3 separate regions of the Homo sapiens genome follow, and all the other regions are linked to region 2. The links are chromatin contacts, found by Hi-C or POLR2A ChIA-PET in ENCODE. All regions are on one chromosome and are shown on one strand. Each heading gives the region's core, a stretch centred on a gene start or an enhancer-like site at or near the end of the contact. The rest is flanking DNA. Distances are from core to core; before and after follow the strand shown. Region 1 holds the start of E2F2 (E2F transcription factor 2). Region 2 holds the start of SRRM1 (serine and arginine repetitive matrix 1). Region 3 holds the start of PAFAH2 (platelet activating factor acetylhydrolase 2).

Region 1 (3,060 bases), core at 380-2,879, 1.1 Mb after region 2:
ACTGAAAATACAAAAATTAGCCAGGCATGGTGGCTGGCGCCTGTAATCCCAGCTACTCGGGAGGCTGAGGCAGGAGACTCACTTGAACCTGAGGCAGGAGAATTGCACCGCTGCACTCCAACCTGGTGACAGAGTGAGACTCTGTCTAAAAAAAAAAAGTCAGAGATATAACAACAGCTGCCAATTCTTGAGGCTCCTTATGATCCAGGTTCTGTGATGAAAGCTTTATATGCATTATCTCATGAGATTTCCTCATGATCATATGAGGTAAGTGCTATTAGGAGGAGAAAATCAAGGATCAAGGATCAGAGAATTTACAAAATTTGCCTTGGTCACACAATGAATAATAAAGTGTCTGGGCCTGGGTTTGAATTCGGGGCTGTTGGCTACAAAGCCTGGGCTCTTAATCATCATGGGTTATTGCCACCTTGGCCTCAACCATCTAATGAGGAATTAAGCTGTGGACTGTCTCTGGAGGGCTTTGAATGCCAAGGCTCAGACTTGCATAAAAATCACACAGCACCAGGCAAGAAATCAGACCTGAAATCTAGCAGCAGCTTCTAGCAACTTTTTACCACTCACTACCCAAGTTTGCTTCTCTGAGCCTCTCTAAACCGGAGTGATGAGGAATGTATTATCAGCAATGAAGGTTTTTGAATGAGGCAGAGAGGCTCTTGTGACAAAAGGATTGTTTAAAAGAAACCTAGAGATGTTCAAACATTTACTGAGTATTGGGTCCTAATAATACAACTGTGAACAAGACAAAGCTCTGCAGTGGGACTCTGACCCTGCTGTGCCCCCAGGCAGCTTGGGAGAGTAGAAGAACCCCTTAACTGGAAAAACAAGGGCTCCAGAGCTGGGACCTGTCCCAGATTCTGTTGCCAGCTCTCAAATCAGGGAATCTCTCTGTATGACCTTGGGCAAGTTACCCAGCCTTTCAGACTGTCAGTCTTTATCATGGGGATCATCATTCCTCTTCCCAGGATTGTTGGAATAAATTAACTAAAACAACGCTTGTAAGGATCTAGCATGGTGCCTGGCATCCTGTAGGCGCTGAATAGATGTTAGTTTTCCCTACAAAGAAGTAGACTAGTTTGCCTCCGTCCCTCACCCCTCTGCCATTAAAGGGAACAGGTTCCTGGCCTTCATTTTAGCAGGAAAGGGGATATGAATGCACATGTGCTAGCTAAGCAACAATGCAAACTAACAAAAGGGCCTGTGGCCTGGGGAATACACTGCTGGGTCTGGGCTCAGGCTGGGACCCCGCGCCAAAATGTTTCCCTTCAATCCCAGGGAATCCGGGCCCATTTCTCGGGGCGCTGTGCACTGCTCTGGCCGCCTCTGCACTGTGAATCCCGGAACCACCCTCTGTCTCCGTCTCGCCGGCTGCTAACTAGCGCGGCCGGCGGCTGGCGGCACCAACAGCAGGTGTGGCTGCCCCTTTAAGCAGCGAAGCTAGTGTTGCAATCGCCGCCTCGAGGACGCGTTCTTTCCGGGGGGGGGGGGGGGGGTGGAGCCTGTACTGTCGCAGCAGCCAACCGGAGCGCGGCATTTTCCGCGGGAGATCCGAATTTCGCGGCACGACGTTTGGCGCTAAAAAAAAAAAAAAAAGAAGAAAAAAAAGAGGCAGAGAAAGACTCAAGGACTAGAGAGCGAGCCGCAAGGAAGTCGGTGCAGTCGAGACCCCCCTCCCCATCCCAGCGCATCGCGTCTCCGCCGAGCTTGAGGGCACGCCGGGGACCCCTCCCCAGAGCCGGCCGGACCCCAGGTGCCGAGGCCTTGGGGAGCGCGGGGCGTCCCGGGTCGCGGTGCCCTCGGGACGAGACAGCCCCTGGCAGTGCCACCACCGCAGCCGCCGGGCGATCTCCAAGCGGCGATCTCTAAGCGCTGCTCTCTGCTCGGCCGCGGGCCAGGAGGGGAGGGTCCGGCCTTGCCCCGCAGGCGTCCATTGGCGGCTTCCCCCGGCCTCCGCGCCATGCCGCGGGCCGTGTGAAAGGCGGCAGCACCGGAACCCGCAGGTGTCCGCGGGCGCGCCAAGCCCTTTTGGGTAGGGGGCGCCTTACTCGCTATGCTGCAAGGGCCCCGGGCCTTGGCTTCGGCCGCTGGGCAGACCCCGAAGGTGGTGCCCGCGATGAGCCCCACAGAGCTGTGGCCATCCGGCCTCAGCAGCCCCCAGCTCTGCCCAGCTACTGCTACCTACTACACACCGCTGTACCCGCAGACGGCGCCTCCCGCAGCGGCGCCAGGCACCTGCCTCGACGCCACTCCCCACGGACCCGAGGGCCAAGTTGTGCGATGCCTGCCGGCAGGCCGGCTGCCGGTAATGCTGGGGGCCCCCACCGCTTCCCCCTATGCTTTTCCAGGTGTGGGAAAGGAGGGAGGGGTGCCTGAGATCCAGTTTGAGTGGAGCAGGTAGAGTTTTGGGAAGAGGGAAGATGAGCTTTCAGTTTCCAGGACCCAGTGCCCCCAATATCTGAGTAGAAGACCCCTTCATTTTCAGACTTTGGATGAAATAATCTCATCCATTCTAGTGGAGTGGAATGAGCACTGGATTGCGAGTCTGGAGGGAGACCCAACTCACTACTCCCAGTGCACTGTGTGACCTTGGGGAAGTCCATGCAGCCAGCGTTGCCGCCATTCATTCATTACTTCATTGTTTGGCCAGAAACCAGTACTGGGTGCCTGCTATTGTCCAGGCAAAGAGTATGGCCTGGGGACACTGTGGGACTTTGGTAAGACAGAGGGATAGGTCTAGTGGGTCTCTCACATCCAATCTGCCATGGACAGACTCCAAATTGTCCAGCCAGCTCCTGAGATAGCCCCAAGTATCTGCCCTAGGTCCTCCCCCAGGCCCAGTCTTCCCTCCCAGACAGCCATGTAGCAGATACAAATGTGGGCAGCCCCCTTGGGTTCTGTTCAGATTGGCTGCTCTCTCCTCAAGCTCCCAGGCTCGTTGCCAGAGAGGGCCCAAAGTGTAGTGGCACCAGGCTGCCTGCTGACCTGGGCTCAGGGTGTGTTTTGTGGGAGTGGAATTCCTGGAGCCCGTGTGAATCAAAACAA
Region 2 (2,897 bases), core at 182-2,681:
TGGAAATTACAAAATGGACAGTTCATAAGCAGTTTGCAAATTCGATACGCTAATCTGAAACTATCATTCCAAAATAAGTATCTTACTGTTTGCCTAAGAACAGCTGGTTGTTCTTAGGTAAAATACTTGGGGGATAACATTCTAACATGACGAAAAACTCGTTGGCATATTTAAAGCCAATTAAAGAAGGATTTCAATGTCCAATTCGGAGTGTCCAAAGATATTTTTACTAAAGTTCTGGCCCTCCTCCCTTCCAATTTTTCCTTTGAAAACACACAAACTGCAAATTACATGCTCTAAAGAGAAGAGCTAACGTGTATTTCAGAAAACGGATATATTGGCTTAGATCAACTAGTTTCTATACGACTTCATTCTGCATTAACAGTTTGCAAGCCCTGAGAGACCAATGGTGCTCAACTCTAGTCCTGTGTCCCTTCTAGATCTTGATCTAGTACTAATTTCCTACAGGAGGGGACTATGGGACACACAGGCTCCAGCACGAGCCTGATAAAGTGTGGGCCCCGAGAACCAACTACGACGGAGTAACTTCCCTGCCTGCAGGCGATGGGCAGACGACGCTGGCAGAGCCTAGGTAAGAGTTACCTTTCACCAGCGGACTCCAAGAGTAAAACACGATGGTGGCGGGTGGTGAGGGATGTGGAGGGCGGGAAGGAATTGAATCACTCCACAACCTGCCTCCATACCCGCGCATAGTTTTCGTTGCACCCTCTACCCTCACAGAACCTTAAATTCACATTGTCCCAACAAGTTATCTACGTCCCCCTCCCTGAAGGGATATCAAATTGGGCGGGAGCTCCCGCGAACCCTGACCTGGCGCCTCCACGAAGGCTTAGGACCTGGAGGGAGGACGTTGGGGGGCGGGGAGGGCGCTTTTTCAAAAAAAGCCGCTGAATGCTTCTTCCTGTTCTCCCTCCCCTAAGGTGCTCTCCCAAGATGTACCCCCAAACCATATTCTCCCTGCCCTGCCGCCACCAGTGACCTTAGGGCTTTCCTTTGGCCTCCCACTCGGGACTTCCTCCTCCGGCTCCGCTAGGCCCCAGGACCCGGCGGCACGCACGGCGCTCGGCCTGCAGGCCCCGCCAGGCAGGCGGGCAGCGAGGTACCATCCCGGCCCATTCCCGCCGCCATTTTCCGGCCACCGTCGCCGCCGCGTAGGGGGGACCATTCCGGAGGAGGAGACTGCGCAGGGGCGCACCGGTCTCCGCCGCAGCGCACGGGGGGGGGGGGGGTGCGCCGGCTCTAGGAGGAATCCTTAAGATCTCCGAAGCTCCCCTCGCTGGCCACCCTGTGCCAAGCTAAGGTCTCCTACCAGGCCTTACCGAGAAGTCCCTGGCCTCACCCCGGCGCCCGGCGCTTCTACTTACGCGGAAAAATCCCGCGTCCATCTTGCCGCCTCGCTCGGAGATCGCTCCCTATCCCAGGGTACACCGCGCCGCCGCGACGGAGGGCGGGACCGGCGGAGGGAAAGCCGAGCGCCGGGACGCAGCGCGCGTCGTTGCGCCCGCCCCCTCCGGCCGACACGAGGCCGCGCCTGCTCAGTGCGCCGAGAGCCCGCCACGCGTGCGCACGAGCGCCAGCGGGGGCGGGCTTCTGTCAGGCCCTAAACTCCCCGGTAGGTAGTGGAGGAGGCGAACCTGACGACCGCAGCCAATGGGAGCAAAAGGGAAGGCCGTCGAGTCGCCCCGCCCTGCAAGTCCTTTTGTGGCGCGTGACCATCCTTGTTCGCGCAATGTGACGTGACCCATCCTTCGACCCGTAGTGGAAGAGGCTTGGCGTCCTGGAGTTCCATGAAGCGATTGAAGAGAAAGGCTGTTACCTCAGAGTGACGCGGGCGAGGCGGCCCGTGCGCCGACGAGAGGCCTGCGGCTTCCCTCTCGTTGTGAAAGTTGTGATTGTGTAGGTTTTACGCGTTTACCAGACGAGAGAGGATTGTCTGTAAAGCGGTCGAGCCTGGCAGCAGACATGAAATCTGCCTTGTAGCTCAGCTTGCTCAGCCTTTGGAGGAAGCTGGAAGTGTCCAGTAGATGGGTTTCGGTTTCGGCGGCCCGGTAATCACGCCGCTGGGCAGGACGCCCGCCAGAGAGCCGTGGTCCTCGGGCTCTGCCTCGGGCTCTCCCCAGCCCGGGTCTCGGACTCCGAGAAGCACCAGCTTCCTCGCAGCGCCTCGCCTGGCCGCCCTGGTGCCTCTGCTCTGGCTGCGAGGGCCTTGGGTTGGATGCGCACTGCTAGATTTTCTTATTTTGAAAATTATTGGCCGGGCGCGGTGGCTCACGCCTGTAATCCCAGCACTTTGGGAGGCCGAGGCGGGCGGATCACGAGGTCAGGAGATCGAGACCATCCTGGCTAACACGGTGAAACCCCGTCTCTACTAAAAATACAAAAAATTAGCTGGGCGTGGTGGCGGGCGTCTGTAGTCCCAGCTACTCGGGAGGCTGAGGCAGGAGAATGGCATTAACCCGGGAGGTGGAGCTTGCAGTGAGCCGAGATCACGCCACTGCACTCCAGCCTGGGTGACAGAGCGAGACTGTCTCAAAAAAAAAAGTTATTTTTATCTAATAAAGCAGAGATGGGGGTCTCGCTCTGTTGCTGGTCTCGAACTCCTGGCCTCCCAAAGTGCAGGGACTTCAGGCCTGAGCCACCGCGCCCGGCCCCACTCTGCCAGCTTTTTCGCAAGCGCTTCTCGCCCTTCTCGCTTCCCTTTCTCGGAGGGAAAGCCGGCGTCCCTTTCTCAGAAAGGCCTCCTCCGGCCATCTTTTGCATCGTTCCCGCCCCCACACACACTCTCGCCTCCCTTTTCTCTTTTTTTCCATGGCACTTAGCCCACCTGAAAGTATGTGTGTGTTTGCTCTCGTGGCTGGAGACACTAGCTGTGTGCT
Region 3 (3,113 bases), core at 379-2,878, 1.4 Mb before region 2:
ACCTCTGGCTTGTCGTGAGTGTTCTGGCCAGCTGCACAGCACGGATTAATGGGCCAAAGGGAGCCGCTCTCTGATCTGCGCTAAGCTTTTCAGGTTCTGTGGCCACCGCCATCAGCCACAGATTTAATGAGATCCGAGGCTTAATTACCACAGTGCAGGGCTGCCAGCACTCTCTCCTGATGACTTTATCTTGGCTCCTGGAAGGATGGGGGTGACAACAGTGTGTCGGCAGGAGAGGAGAGCCTAAAGCAGGGACTCTGGACCCTGGTGTTTCGGGGGGATGTGGGCTGCAAGAGTAGGGTGGAGGGGGCGACTGCAGGACTCAGTACCTGACCTCAAAGAGCTCACAATGTGTCAAGAGTTAAGACCTCTAATACAGGAGATACCCAAGGCAGTGTGAGTCGACTCACATGTGCGAGGCACACACAGATGTCGGCGGAAACTTTGGAGGCATGAACAAAGCTCCCAGAGGAGGGGCGCTGAAGGGTGGGGGGTGGGGCGTGGGGGAGTGCAGGTTGGAGAAGACCTTGAATGTCAGGCTAAGCAGTTGGGACTTCACTTCATAGGTAGTAGAGGGCCGTTGAACGTTTTTGAGCTGCCTGAACGATCCAAATTTCCTATAGAAGTTTACAGAACTCCTGAGGATGGGCTCTGCCTAACGCCCACTCCCCCGAGAATACTCTCCTTCCATCCCTCACACTTAGCTGCAGCCAGCACTGAACTTAATGCCATACTCTGAAACGTCCTTCACAGTCTCTGTACTCCTGGCTACGTTCTTTCCTTATATCGGGTCTCAATGTTAACAAACATCACTCCCTCTAAAAAGCCTTGCGGACACCGCCCTTTTCCCCCAAGCCTGGCCAGAGGCCCCTTTTCAAGGCTCCCACGCTTGCTGTGTCTCCCCATGAGATCACGGCTCTGTGCTGTCATTATTCATTTGTCTGAATTCTCTGCTAGACTGTGATTCTGTTGAGGCTAGGAGCGGTATCTTGTCCATCAGTGTCGCTAAGAACCAGCATTAGACAGTAATGTGGGATGGATGCGGCCCAGCAGATTACTCGGGTTCCTCCCCTTTCTCTGCCAGGGAGTCTTTTGAGGACAATGGAAAATCACAGGTGTCAACAGATGCAGGCTGGTAGGGAATGTCCCCTTAATTTGAATGATCAGTCTATTATTCTTACAGGAAGCAAAGTGTGCAGAAGACACAAAACAAACTCCAACCTCCTCCCACCTCCTTGAGAATAAAGCGAAGCGGGGACCATTTCTAGGCACGCCTGAGGACTATTTGAGGAGGGTGAGGCGGAGGGTTACGCACGGGACTAAGGCAAAACCCTCCGCTCGAGAGCAGAAATCGCGGCGGCACCTCTTCAGGCCACCAGGGGGAGGAATCACACCGCATCCCAGGCCTTGGGCGGTTTCGCACGACCACGCGGGGCTGGACGGTCGCGTAGAACTCTGGGAGGTGTAGTTTTAGAGTTGTAATGCGCAATCTCGCGCACTGTACATCGGGAATTGTAGTTCTAGATTGAGGAACGAGAAGTGCTTCCAAGCGTCCATTTTGAGCCTTGGAAACTACGACGACCAAAGGGCCACGGGTTCATGGGTCGTTTCTCATTTCCGTCGAGTTAAACGTCTGGGGCTGCTTCTGAGGAATCAGCTTGACTGGGTAAGTTTGATTGGAGAAAACACCTATATCTCAATTGAGCTTCCTGCAGACTTTTGTATTCTGGCCCGGTTTGGGGCCTCGGCGTCTCTCAGTCATAGGAATTGCACATTAATCTTCGTCCTTTACGTTTCCTATTCAGACACCTGTAGCCACCCGCTCCCTTGACCCTCCCACGGTCGCCTCGCACTTTTAACGGCCAGTGCCCCTGGAATCCCCACTGAGCTCCCGTCCCAGGACCCAGCCCCCGCAGCCCCACCTTGGACCCCACAGCCCTACCCTGATTCCTCGGCCCTACCTTCACCCTGCAGCCTCACATCCCTGAACCCCGGGCTTCTTTATGCTCCTCCACCCTTTGTGTACTTTACTCTTACTCTCAGTTTTCTGTTTTTCATGGCGGTGGAAGAAGGGTCCCCATTCCTTCTTTCCGATCCGCGATTACCCTGGACTCGAAGTCAGCAGACCCGGTTCTAGGCCAGCTCTGCCTCTCACCCTCTGTGACCTTGGGCAAATCATACAACTCTGGGACTCAGTTTCTTCCTCTCTAAAACGGAGATGACTGTTGCTCCATCAGTCTCAGGTGAGGAGTGTTGAGGAGCCAACAAGCTAGTATGTGTGAAGATGCCTTGTAAACTGTAAGACCTTCACAAGAGACAGAGATTATTTTTATCACAATTATTAATGCTCTGGAACACTCTTATCAGGCCTCTTCTCTAGCTCTGCCACCTTGTTGCTCAATCTCATCCCTCGAGTGCTTGGTGTCTTCATTGTCTACGAGCTGGATGATATTTCCTCACTTCCTCCAGAGACCAAAGGTCAGGCCAATGAGCTTTTAGTCTTCAGAGAGCTTTGTCTGAAAGGAAGCACAAGAGAAGTGCTTATCTTGGACTGTATCTTGAAATAGCCAGTGATGAAAGTGTCACACAGCTGGCAGAGCAGCAGTCCTCTGCTCACCAGAAACAGGGTCCCAGCAGGAGAGGACAGCTGCAACCTAAGCCCCATCCATTCCCTCTGGGCTCCTCTGGGCCTGTTCAGTAGACACTGGCTTTGGTAGGGGTGTCTGAGGCCTGAAAAGGCTGCTGGGAAAGAATCTGTTTTGCCAAAGGGCTTAATCCAGGAAAAATGAGAGACCTTGGCTAGGAAAGAGAGACATAGCATTGTTAATTAGTTCCTAACATTTTATAAGCACTGAAAATGCACCAGGCCCTAGGCAATATTTTCACTTACGAAGTATCCATTTTACGTATAAGGAACTTGAGAGGCATGTAGTTAAAATAATTATAGTTGCCTCCTATGGTTATAGTACCTTCTATCCATCGAGTGCTTTACATGCATTATTTAATCCTCATCAACAATCTCGTGAGTAGTTACTATTTCTTTTTTTTTGAGATGGAGTCTCGCTCTGTCGCCCAGGCTAGAGTGCAGTAGCGCGATCTCGGCTCACTGCAAG

Evidence for each region. A loop is a pair of places that touch in the nucleus more often than their neighbours do. ChIA-PET counts read pairs that join two places held with the same protein, here RNA polymerase II (POLR2A). Pooled maps may share reads with other maps.
Region 1: a loop to region 2 is called in a pooled map, with 7 times the contacts of the local background. The contact joins the promoter of E2F2 here to the promoter of SRRM1 in region 2. A Hi-C loop is called at or near these places in 1 of 37 single-sample maps with no recorded cell type and 5 of 50 pooled maps. POLR2A ChIA-PET finds 5 or more read pairs at or near these places in 1 of 52 experiments (WTC11).
Region 3: a map of CD14-positive monocyte shows a loop between it and region 2 (10-fold over the local background). The contact joins the promoter of PAFAH2 here to the promoter of SRRM1 in region 2. A Hi-C loop is called at or near these places in 2 of 168 maps with a recorded cell type or tissue (CD14-positive monocyte and gastrocnemius medialis) and 11 of 50 pooled maps.

What each region holds. Positions count from the first base shown.
Region 1 is chr1:23,529,802-23,532,861 of GRCh38, reverse strand. E2F2 (E2F transcription factor 2) reads left to right here and starts at 1,629. Exons shown (of 7, transcript NM_004091.4): 1 at 1,629-2,320. The coding sequence starts at 2,069. RefSeq lists silencers at 1,398-1,537, 2,075-2,223.
Region 2 is chr1:24,641,836-24,644,732 of GRCh38, reverse strand. It overlaps SRRM1 (serine and arginine repetitive matrix 1), which reads right to left and starts at 1,431. Exons shown (of 17, transcript NM_005839.4): 1 at 1,386-1,431. The coding sequence starts at 1,406. RefSeq lists silencers at 1,050-1,109, 1,370-1,689 and an enhancer at 1,760-1,859.
Region 3 is chr1:25,996,578-25,999,690 of GRCh38, reverse strand. PAFAH2 (platelet activating factor acetylhydrolase 2) reads left to right here and starts at 1,628. Exons shown (of 11, transcript NM_000437.4): 1 at 1,628-1,666. RefSeq lists enhancers at 1,483-1,532, 1,543-1,632, 1,803-1,882.